Linked DNA regions of Homo sapiens: region 2 is linked to region 1. A link is an interaction called in ENCODE POLR2A ChIA-PET data of the cell type or tissue named here. Cell type or tissue: Panc1. All regions are shown on one strand. Each heading gives the region's core, and the rest is flanking DNA. Links, peaks and the distances in the headings are about the cores only.

Evidence for each region. Peaks named below come from ENCODE experiments on the same cell type or tissue, not always from the same donor. Only the 100,000 strongest peaks of a DNase experiment are listed, where the experiment ranks them.
Region 2: POLR2A ChIA-PET joins it to region 1 with 5 read pairs; 2 of 35 experiments call an interaction of 5 or more read pairs at or near these places.

The regions. Positions count from the first base shown.
Region 1 is chr11:69,067,834-69,073,199 of GRCh38, reverse strand. TPCN2 (two pore segment channel 2) reads right to left here. Exons shown (of 25, transcript NM_139075.4): 9 at 2,705-2,770; 10 at 1,780-1,844; 11 at 1,177-1,277; 12 at 492-573; 13 at 199-285. Among named protein-coding and RNA genes, the nearest start is that of MIR3164, 13 kb to the left of the region's middle. In Panc1, for the core only: no CTCF peak of the experiment used is centred there; no DNase peak of the experiment used is centred there.
Region 2 is chr11:69,667,425-69,672,790 of GRCh38, reverse strand. LTO1 (LTO1 maturation factor of ABCE1) reads left to right here. Exons shown (of 5, transcript NM_153451.3): 3 at 972-1,042; 4 at 4,779-4,896; 5 at 5,204-5,366. The coding sequence ends at 5,272. Among named protein-coding and RNA genes, the nearest start is that of LTO1, 5.2 kb to the left of the region's middle. In Panc1, for the core only: a CTCF peak has its summit at 2,380 (motif pointing right); a DNase peak (open chromatin) is centred at 2,350; H3K27ac peaks cover 270 bases.

The DNA.
Region 1 (5,366 bases), core at 249-5,248:
GGTCTGGTGAATTTCATAAAAATCTCCCCAGTCTCCAAGAGCCAAAGAGAACTCCATTCCCAGTTCCCATACTAGGAGCCAGGATCCCTGGCAGGTGAATCCCAGCACTGATCATTAGAAGAGTTCCCCAGGTGATCAAGGGCAGGGGAAACTGGAAGGCCCCCACTATCCACCCTGGGCGGCTGTGGCCCCAGTTACCTCTTTAACCACACTTCTGTCAAGCTCGTTGAAGAGCTTCTGAAACTCCTCAGCTGAGAGCAGAACACTGCCATAGGAACGCACCTTCTGCACAGGAAGGAGCACAGGTCAGCAGGGGCGCACGGGAAGGTGAGCGCCCTCGAAGGTGAGCGCCCCCAGCCCCAACCCCACCCTGACGGGCTGTGAATGCTGCAGGTGACCTGAAGCCACACCCCTAGTCCTGAAAAGGGGCTGCTGGCCCAAGTGACCTCCCGGGAGGAGCCCAGAGGAGGCTGGGAGCAGGGGGCGGGTACCTCCATCATGGCCTGTTTGTGGGAGCTGTCCAGCTGGACCTTCTGAAGCACCTGCAGCAAGTTCTGGGGCTTCACCCCAACTCTGCAGGGAAAAACCCACAGCCCGGTGAGCACAGCCAGCTCGGCTCCCTTGGAACCCTGGCCTGGGTCCTCCTGCCCTGGCGTCTGGCTTGAGCTTTGCCATGAAGCCACTTTGCAGCTTGAGCCACACCAAGAGCCCCTGTAACGAGCATCCTGCCACTGCCGTCCCCCCGAGAAGGCGCAAACTGACTTCACCACTATGAGCAGTCAGGACCAGAACTTTCCACTGCAATGTCCCTCAAGCTCTCTGCCCTCATTTCCAAGCAGGATGGTGGTGTGGACACCTGGCCCACGCACCTCTGGCTCTGCTGCCTAAGTCAGCACAGAAGGGTAGAAGAGCACAAAGGGGGACAAGAAGGCCGGGCCACTCGGCCCTTCACCAGCCCAGGGTCCCCGGGGGGCACGAAGACAAAGGCATGGACTCAGGACAAGGACGCCGGGAACCACAGAGCGCCAGGGACATGGTGGTTTCCATGAGTCGGGTGCCAGCCAGCAGGGGCGAGGCACAGGCCAAGCACAAGAAGCCCCTAATGAACACCCGGCCCCTGCCCAGCAGCCACAGCACCCACCCTCAGGGAGAAGAGGGTCCATGCCCAGCACTCACGCCTGAGGGAAGGCTCCTCCCTCCCCCACCATGGAGGATAGGACTTCAAAGGCAGCCCGGGTTCCCAGCCGCCTCCGAAACAGCGAGGTCTGGAGAGATTTCTGCAAAGAGGAAGGCTATGAACGGCAGGATCAGCCCTCCCCCAGCTCAGAACCCCCGACCCTTCCCTCCCCTGGGGAACAGGCAGAGGGGGAGTCTGGGCAGCCTTGGGGGGGGGCCCAGTTCCCCACAGCCTGGGGGCAGCCCCTCACCCCCCAGGAATGAGAGGATTGGTCAGACTCCCGGGACAGGCCGCACAGGAAGGAGTCTGACGGGCGTGCTGCGCAATATGCTGGGCCGCGTTTCTCCTCTGTGTGTTGGGGGCGCCCCCAGCTCCCCCTCAAGAGGGTTTAGGGTCTGCTGTCCTGGGAGTTGCCATCTCTGGCAGTGGCTAGAGCAACAACACATGTGCATCCCCGGCTGATCCACAAGAGGTGGCAACCCTGCCCTCCCGTCCCACCAGGGGCCTGGCCAGCAAGGGTCACCCAGCTGCTCATCTCAAGCCACACCCTGCTTGGCCTCCCGGCAGCTCCAGGCACAGCCAGCATTGGGGAGCTCGCTCACCATCAGGTAGCCCCGGAACTGACTGTAGATGATGGCTGTCAGCAGGTTCATCAGAAACAGGCTTCCTTCAAGAGGAGACAGCCACGGTCAGGGGCGCCACCAGTACAGCAGCAAAACCAACGCAAGGGTGGCCGGCACAGGATAGCACAGCGCCGGGGGCGTCCCCTATCAAATGGAAACATGGCCTGGCCAGCGCAGTCACAGGTGGGAGGATGACGAGGTCAATGGTGGGGACAGAACAGAAAGTGTGGGGTGGGGGATCCCTGGGGTGAAGCTGTTGGTGGGGGATCCCTGGGGTGAAGCTGTTGGTGGGGGATCCCTGGGGTGAAGCCGTGGCATGGGGGATCCCTGGGGTGAAGCTGTTGGTGGGGGATCCCTGGGGTGAAGCTGTTGGTGGGGGATCCCCGGGGTGAAGCTGTTGGTGGGGGATCCCTGGGGTGAACCTGTTGGCGGGGGATCCCTGGGGTGAAGCCGTGGGGTGGGGGATCCCTGGGGTGAAGCTGTTGGTGAGGGATCCCTGGGGTGAAGCTGTTGGTGGGGGATCCCTGGGGTGAAGCTGTTGGTGAGGGATCCCTGGGGTGAAGCTGCTGGTGGGAGATCCCTGGGGTGAAGCTGTTGGTGGGGGATCCCTCGGGTGAAGCTGTTGGTGGGGGATCTCTGGGGTGAAGCTGTTGGTGGGGGATCCCTGGGGTGAACCTGTTGGCGGGAGATCCCTGGGGTGAAGCCGTGGGGTGGGGGATCCCTCGGGTGAAGCTGTTGGTGGGGGATCTCTGGGGTTAAAAGCTGTTGGCAGGGGATCCCTGGGGTGATCTCTGGAGTGAAAAACACGGATGTGAAGTTTCAGGTCGTGGAGGCAGCAGGGTGTATCGGTCCCTGAGCTCTCGGGATCCTGTCACAAAATGCTGGCCACGTTACCTGCACTCACCTATCACAGTGAAGACTATGAAGAAGATGGCATAGGCCCGGTTCTTGGAATACGCAGGAATCATCACTAAAAGAAAAAAGAAATAACAGAAACTGACAACCTCAGTACCTGATCCCACTCCCATCCTGACGCTACACTATTTGCTTTTGCAATAGAAAGGAGGTCTCCATTGCTGAGCGTGGTGGCTCACGCCTGTAATCCCAGCACTTTGGGAGGCTGAGGCGGGTGGATCACTTGAGGTCAGGAATTCCGAGACCAGCCTGGCCAACATAGTAAAACTCCATCTCTACTAAAAATACAAAAATTAGCCAGGTGTGGTGGCTCATGCCTGTAAACCCAGCTACTCGGGAGGCTGAGGCAGGAGAATCACTTGAACCTGGGAGGTGGAGGTTGCAGTGAACCGAGACTGCACCACTGCACTCCAGTCTGGGTGACAGAGCATGGCACCATCTCAAACAAAAAAAAAAAAGAAAGAAAGAAAAAAAGAAAGAAAAGGAAAAAAAAGAAAGGAGGTCTCCTGGGAGGGCTGAAAGGCCTTCCTGTCCAAATTCGATCTCTTGCCTCTGCTCGCACACCCTCCAGGACGGGGAACTCCCTACCTATCAAGGATGTCCCTCTGCACACAGAGCTGAAACCTCCCTGCAGCCCTCCCCACAGTCAGTCCTGCTCCCCCTGCAGTCACTTCCTAGGACTCAGACGGTCCTGCTCCCAGTGCGGTCACTTCCTAGGACTCAGACGGTCCTGCTCCCAGTGCGGTCACTTCCTAGGACTCAGACGGTCCTGCTCCCAGTGCGGTCACTTCCTAGGACTCAGACGGTCCTGCTCCCACTGCGGTCACTTCCTAGGACTCAGACGGTCCTGCTCCCACTGCGGTCACTTCCTAGGACTCAGACGGTCCTGCTCCCAGTGCGGTCACTTCCTAGGACTCAGACGGTCCTGCTCCCAGTGCGGTCACTTCCTAGGACTCAGACGGTCCTGCTCCCACTGCGGTAACTTCCTAGGACTCAGACGGTCCTGCTCCCAGTGCGGTCACTTCCTAGGACTCAGACGGTCCTGCTCCCACTGCGGTCACTTCCTAGGACTCAGACGGTCCTGCTCCCACTGCGGTCACTTCCTAGGACTCAGACGGCCCTGCTCCCACTGCGGTAACTTCCTAGGACTCAGATGGTCCTGCTCCCACTGCGGTCACTTCCTAGGACTCAGACGGTCCTGCTCCCAGTGCGGTCACTTCCTAGGACTCAGACGGTCCTGCTCCCACTGCGGTCACTTCCTAGGACTCAGACGGTCCTGCTCCCCCTGTGTCACTTGCTAGGACTCAGACAGTCCTGCTCCCACTGCGGTCACTTCCTAGGACTCAGACAGTCCTGCTCCCACTGCGGTCACTTCCTAGGACTCAGATAGTCCTGCTCCCCCTGTGGTCACTTCCTAGGACTCAGACAGTCCTGCTCCCACTGCGGTCACTTCCTAGGACTCAGACAGTCCTGCTCCCACTGCGGTCACTTCCTAGGACTCAGACAGTCCTGCTCCCAGTGCGGTAACTTCCTAGGACTCAGACGGTCCTGCTCCCAGTGCGGTCACTTCCTAGGACTCAGACGGTCCTGCTCCCAGTGCGGTCACTTCCTAGGACTCAGACGGTCCTGCTCCCAGTGCGGTCACTTCCTAGGACTCAGACGGTCCTGCTCCCACTGCGGTCACTTCCTAGGACTCAGACGGTCCTGCTCCCCCTGTGGTCACTTCCTAGGACTCAGACGGTCCTGCTCCCACTGCGGTCACTTCCTAGGACTCAGACGGTCCTGCTCCCACTGCGGTCACTTCCTAGGACTCAGACGGTCCTGTTCCCACTGCGGTCACTTCCTAGGACTCAGACGGTCCTGCTCCCACTGCGGTCACTTCCTAGGACTCAGACGGTCCTGCTCCCACTGCGGTCACTTCCTAGGACTCAGACGGTCCTGCTCCCAGTGCGGTCACTTCCTAGGACTCAGACGGTCCTGCTCCCACTGCGGTCACTTCCTAGGACTCAGACGGTCCTGCTCCCACTGCGGTCACTTCCTAGGACTCAGACGGTCCTGCTCCCAGTGCGGTCACTTCCTAGGACTCAGACGGTCCTGCTCCCACTGCGGTCACTTCCTAGGACTCAGACGGTCCTGCTCCCAGTGCGGTCACTTCCTAGGACTCAGACGGCCCTGCTCCCAGTGCGGTCACTTCCTAGGACTCAGACGGTCCTGCTCCCACTGCGGTCACTTCCTAGGACTCAGAGGACACAAGAGACAGCACTCAGGGTCCGCAAGATGAAAGGCACCAGCCAGGGTGGCTGGGCCACAGCCAAGCCCAGGACCGTGGCCTCCATCCTGGCCACACCTGCACCTGAGCAGTGGAGGCCCCATGAGCATCACACAGGGTGAGCGTCGTGGCCAGTAAGACCCTTGGCCCTCACATGCTGCTGCCCAGTGGCTCCCACAGCTGAACCTCGGCAGCAACCGCAGCGTGGATGTGTGGAGCTCCAGCAGGACGGCACCAGGAGACCCCTCTGACCACTGCCATCATCGCCCTATGAAGAACACCAGCCACTTTCAGCTTCTCAGAGGAGTGAGTAGACAAGGAGGAAGAGGAGATGAAAAGAAAAAGGGAGGAGGGAGTGAGAAAGCAAAGGAATGAGACAGAA
Region 2 (5,366 bases), core at 275-5,274, 600 kb before region 1:
TTTGCATGGGAGTTAATGGACTAGATGGACTGTTGCTGGAGAAATATTCTTAGTACAGAACCAAGAGTGCATTTTGCTGTAGGTAGATACAATTAAATTATGCATGCTGGATAAAAGAAAACAAGTCCCTGGTCTCCTTAGTTTACTTGGGAGTGTCATGGTGCTGGCTCATGTACTAAGCCAAAGAATGGGTGCCCTCTGTCATGTGAACATATTCCATTTATGTTTACGTTGAAATTTCATTAACTTTATGATTTTTTTTTTTCTCTTCTTGCCCTTTGTCCTAGATTGGCCCTTACAGATAAGTGGCCCTTAGTGGCAAAGTCTGAGTTGAGGCAGTTATGACTATATTGGATGTTCGATGCTGTGAAACAGATCACCACAAAATTCATGGGCTTAACACAGCAAATATGGATGATCTCACATGTTTCTGAGGGTTGGGAACTCAGGAGCAGCTTTGCTGGGTGGTCCTGGCTCAGGGTGTCAGCCAGAGCCGTGTCACCTGAAGGCTTGACTGGGCTTGGAGGATCTGCCTCCAAGGTGGTGCTGTCACCTGACTGTGGGCATGGACGTCTCCATGGGGCTGCTTGTGTGTCCTCGTGACATTCAAGAGCGAGTGGTCCAAGAGAGCTGGTGAGGCAAGTGACACTGGCTTTTATCCCTAGACTCAGGAGCTTTGTGCTGTTCCTCCACATTCTGTTGGTTACGAAAGCCACCCTGGTGGAGTGTCGAGGGACCTGCACAGGGCATGGGTACCAGGAGATGAGGACTGGGGCATCTGGGAGGCTGGCTGCCCCACCGATGACCTAATTTCCTAATTTCCATTGCCTAATGCTCAACAGGTGCTTCCAGAACAATAGTGTGAGAAGCACCGCTGCCTTCTGCCCCCACCTTTTGTTTTGAGATCTTGGTAATGAAAGTGTAGCTAGTTGCTTATTAATTTCACTCTTAAATATTTTTCACATTCACAGATCGGGTGCTACCAAGGTTTTGCTTTTGCATGGAAATGTCTACTGCACAGTTGCACCACTGAGAAGGACAGGTAAAGGTGGAGATGTCTTTCTTTCTCAGCGTAGGAACCAGGAGTTCTAGTTCCATGGGTTACCAGCATGCCCTTGAGTAATCAATCTGTCTGTTCCTCATCTGTAAAATGGAGAAAATTATCAGTGTCAAGCTTGAGTGTTGTTAGGAGATTTAACGGAAATACTAAATAGAAAGTGCCAGGCACATTTTAGGTGTTTGGTGAACACTGGCTGTTGTTGCTTCTCAAGAGTTCTATGCTCCTGCCTTTTACCTGGAGTCATTAGTGCACCATGTGGCTTTTAGATACCCTACCAATAAAATAATGTTGACATTGATTGTATTTTCTCATTCACCTTTCCCCTGAGCTTCTAATAAACAAATTATAACAGTTTTGTATCACTTGGGCTCAGAGATGAGGACACCAGTGTCATCAGTTTTTTAATGTAGCCAACTAAGTCTGTTAACAAGAAAATGCCTTTAAATGTGTTTAACTCCTTTCTGGAACTTGTCAACACTCAGTAAGTGTTAGCTGTCATTTGAATTGTTTTTAGCCTTTAAAAACTCTTCTCGGCCGGGCGCAGTGGCTCACTCCTATAATCCCAGCACTTTGGGAGGCCGAGGCGGGCAGATCACGAGATCAAGAGTTCGAGACCAGCCTGGCCAATATGGTGAAACCCTGTCTCTACTAAAAATACAAAAATTAGCCGGGCGTGGTGCCATGTGTCTGTAGTGCCAGCTACTCGGGAGGCTGAGGTTGAAGAATTGCCTGAACCCAGGAGGCAGAGGTTGCAGTGAGCTGAGATAATGCCACTGCGCTCCAGCCTGGGCGACAGAGCAAAACTCCTTCTCAAAAACAAACAAACAAACAAAAACTCTTCTTCCTGCATTGTACTTACTGAAGCCCCATGTGACCCTGCTTTATCTATCTTCATTCTGAAGCTGGAAATGAACCCTTGAGATGGTTTGGATACTCTGCTGTTCATGGGCAGCAGCAAGCGCGGGACCTGAGCTGGTGCTCTGCGTCATTCTGACACCTGGTGGCCTTGCCTAGCGTGGGAGGGGCACAAGGAGAGTGGGTAACTCTCTCCCTGACTACGTGACTTGTGCTTTTATTTGAAATATCTTGAATTTCTAGAAATACCTTGAATATCTTGAATATTCAAATGTTTAAGAATGAGGATGCTTGCAACTGATACGGGTAGTTCTTTCTGCTCCGTTTGTACCAGCAGTTGGGAGTCGATGGGATTCTGGGTTAGCAGAGGGGCACTTGAGGACATTTTCCTCCTGGTTCTCAGGCAGCGGCCGGCAGCTGGGGATCCCAGGGGAATCGCTGTTGGCAGCCTGTGCTACCACTAGGTGGCAGTCAAAGCTGAGCCTGGCTCTCAACTCCAGGCCACAAAAGGATGTGTGTTCTTGGAGTTCTCCGCCTGTCTCCCTTCTCCCACAGCGGCAGAATCTGCCGGCTCCTGGAGAAGTGCTCCGCTGTGTGCCAGTGGTCCCATCCCAGGAGGTTGCCAGCCCTTACCCCAGAGCAGGGGTTTGCTGACGTCTGAAAGCAGCACACTCAGTCTAGCTAACAGAGAAGAACCGCTTTGGTTGACGAGGGGCTGGTGGAAGCCCTGCCAGACCCCCCTCGCAGCCGCCCTCATCCCATCCAGTAGTACCCAGAGGTCTCTTTGGAACCTAAGGCTTTATTGTAGAGCAGTGGTTCATGGATGTTTAGATCTTACATGTCAGGTTTTTTTTTTTGTTTTTTGTTTTTTTTTAAATGGTGAAGGGCTGATATTGCATGTTTTACCTGTAAATTTTTCCAAATAAGGATGTTAAGAGAAAAACACCTGCCACCGCATTGTCATTCAGCAAAATGCTGGGCATTGTAACACCAAAGAAACCACGGAGAGCGGCATCTCAGGCCAAAAGATGGTGCTTTCCGTTGAGTAACTAGCTTTCCGGTAAACTGCGTGACACTTCTGTCCCCGGCTTCAGCAGTCTGGTGAAACCCTCCTGCAGACCAGCGCGCACCGGGGCTGAGCACGGGGGCTCTGGCACCATCACTTTTCTTTCATTAGCCCTGAGCTGCTCACACCTGCCTGACGTGTGCCGCCTCTGATGGTGCGCCCGGCTGGGTGTGTCTGAGCAGCATCGCTGACCAGAAAAGTAACCGCTTGCCAAGTGGAAAGTGCGTGGTCCTCTGCATCGGGTTAGCATACAGCCACCTCCCACGTTTTGGCATCTCCCTTTGGTTTCCCTGGAAACCAGGTGCTTTGTTGCTAAAACTGACTTGCTTTGACCTTTCACAGTTTTGTATTTTCTCAGAGAGGTAGCCATGGTTAGCTCTTGTAAACTGGATGCTGCTGGCAAACTTGCTCTTCTCTGTATCCAGGAGCACCAGCTGTTTGCAAGTACACAGGAGGTCTTGGTTGCTTTGAATTGCTGTTGATTCATCCTAACTGTCAGTTCTTTAAAATGCCCGTTAATCGAGTATCTTGCCTACTCTGGCCACTCACATGGTCCAATGCGGCATAGAGGCAGCATGCTTCTCAGGACCACCTGTGGTTCATTGAAAAGACCTGGCCCCACGAGATGTACACATGTGTGGATTATTTTTAAACCCCTGCAGGTGAGAGCCCTGATCTCTAGGATCCAGAGGAAACCAAGAGACCAAGAGACTAACATTTATTGAGCACCTACTCTGTGCTGGAGTCCAAGCTTCATGTCAATTTTTTTTTTTTTTTTTTTTGAGACGGATTCTCACTCTGTCCCCTAGGCTGGAGTGCAGTGGCACAATCTTAGCTCACTGCAACCTCCACCTCCCAGGTTCCAGCAATTCTCCTGTCTCAGCCTCCCGAGTAGCTGGGACTACAGGCACACACTATCACGCCCATCTAATTTTTGTATTTTTAGTGGAGACAGGGTTTCACCATATTGGTCAGGCTGGTCTCGAACTCCTGACCTCAGGTGATCCACCCTCCTCGGCCTCCCAAAGTGCTGGGATTACAGGCGTGAGCCACCGAGCCCGGCCCATGTCAGTTATTTAATCCTCTTGAAAGTCTGTGAGGTTGCTGTTACTCTCCCCATTAAAAAAAAAAAAACAAAACAGAAATTAATTTCTCACCATCTGGAGGCTGGGATGCCCCCCATTTTACAGATGAGGCCAGCAGGGTTGAAAGCAGGTAGAGAGGTGTTGGGGAGATGTCATGCCCAGGGCTGCTGTCTCCTGAGTGCACAGCCTTTCTGCAGAACCTCCTTGCCTCCCCAGCAAAGCTGTTTCCTCCCTGGGGAGGGGACAGTACTGATTTCCGCCTTTGGAGGGAGGGGTTTGCTGGTTTACCTGCAGCTGAACTTTGGAAGGCTTTGAGCACAAAGAATCCAGATCCTGGAAAATCCCCAGACCCAGAGCAGGCCTGCTCGTGCCCAGCCCCAGTCCCTCTTGCCCAGTTCTGTCTGTTTCTGCATGTGTGACCTCGAGAGTCAGCAGGGCTTCTGGCTGCCTCAGCCCCTTGGCCCCGTGGTCGGAATGGAGGCGTGTCTGTAAGCTAGGCACACACTTGCTGTCGAGGCACTGGGTATGGGCCTAAGCTCGTTGCTAGGTAAATAAATATGATTTCGTGTAATGAGAAAATAATCATCCAGCTTTTGAACGAAGGCATTCTTAGCGCACCTGCTGGGTTTCAGGAAGCCAGCAGCATAGCTGTTGTGTAAGTTGAGCCTGTTGTGTGCACATGACTGAGAGTCTGTATTTCTGTGCTTTACAGCAGAAAGATGAAGGTCTTAGAATCATTGATTGGAATGATCCAGAAATTCCCTTATGATGACCCTACTTACGATAAACTCCATGAAGACTTAGACAAGATCAGAGGAAAATTTAAACAGGTGCGTGCACTGTGTGTTTCCTCCTGCTAGGAGCACCTGATTGCGCCTTTCCCAGGCGGGGCAGCGCACTCCCGGGGCCGCTGCGGCAATGGCCTGGGGCTGCGTGCGCCGCGGAACTGTCCGTAGAGGCGCCTCATCCTTGAGTCGCAGTGCAGGAAAACTGAAGACAGTCCAGAGAAAAGGAGTTAGAACTCATTTATGGGCTGGCCACATAGACAGGAAAAGCTATAGCTAGAGATAGAGTTATCTTCTCATTTTTCAGTAAAAATGCACAAGATTAAAAATACCATCTCTTTTGTGTTTTCAGTTTTGTTCGTTACTCAATGTTCAGCCAGACTTTAAAATTAGTGCAGAAGGTTCCGGACTTTCATTTTGAGGAGGATGGATGAACAGAGACCGAACGTCGAGGAACAGATGTGTGTGTGACGTGTTTAGAAATGCGGTGAAGGGCCAGACGGTGCTGGGAAGGC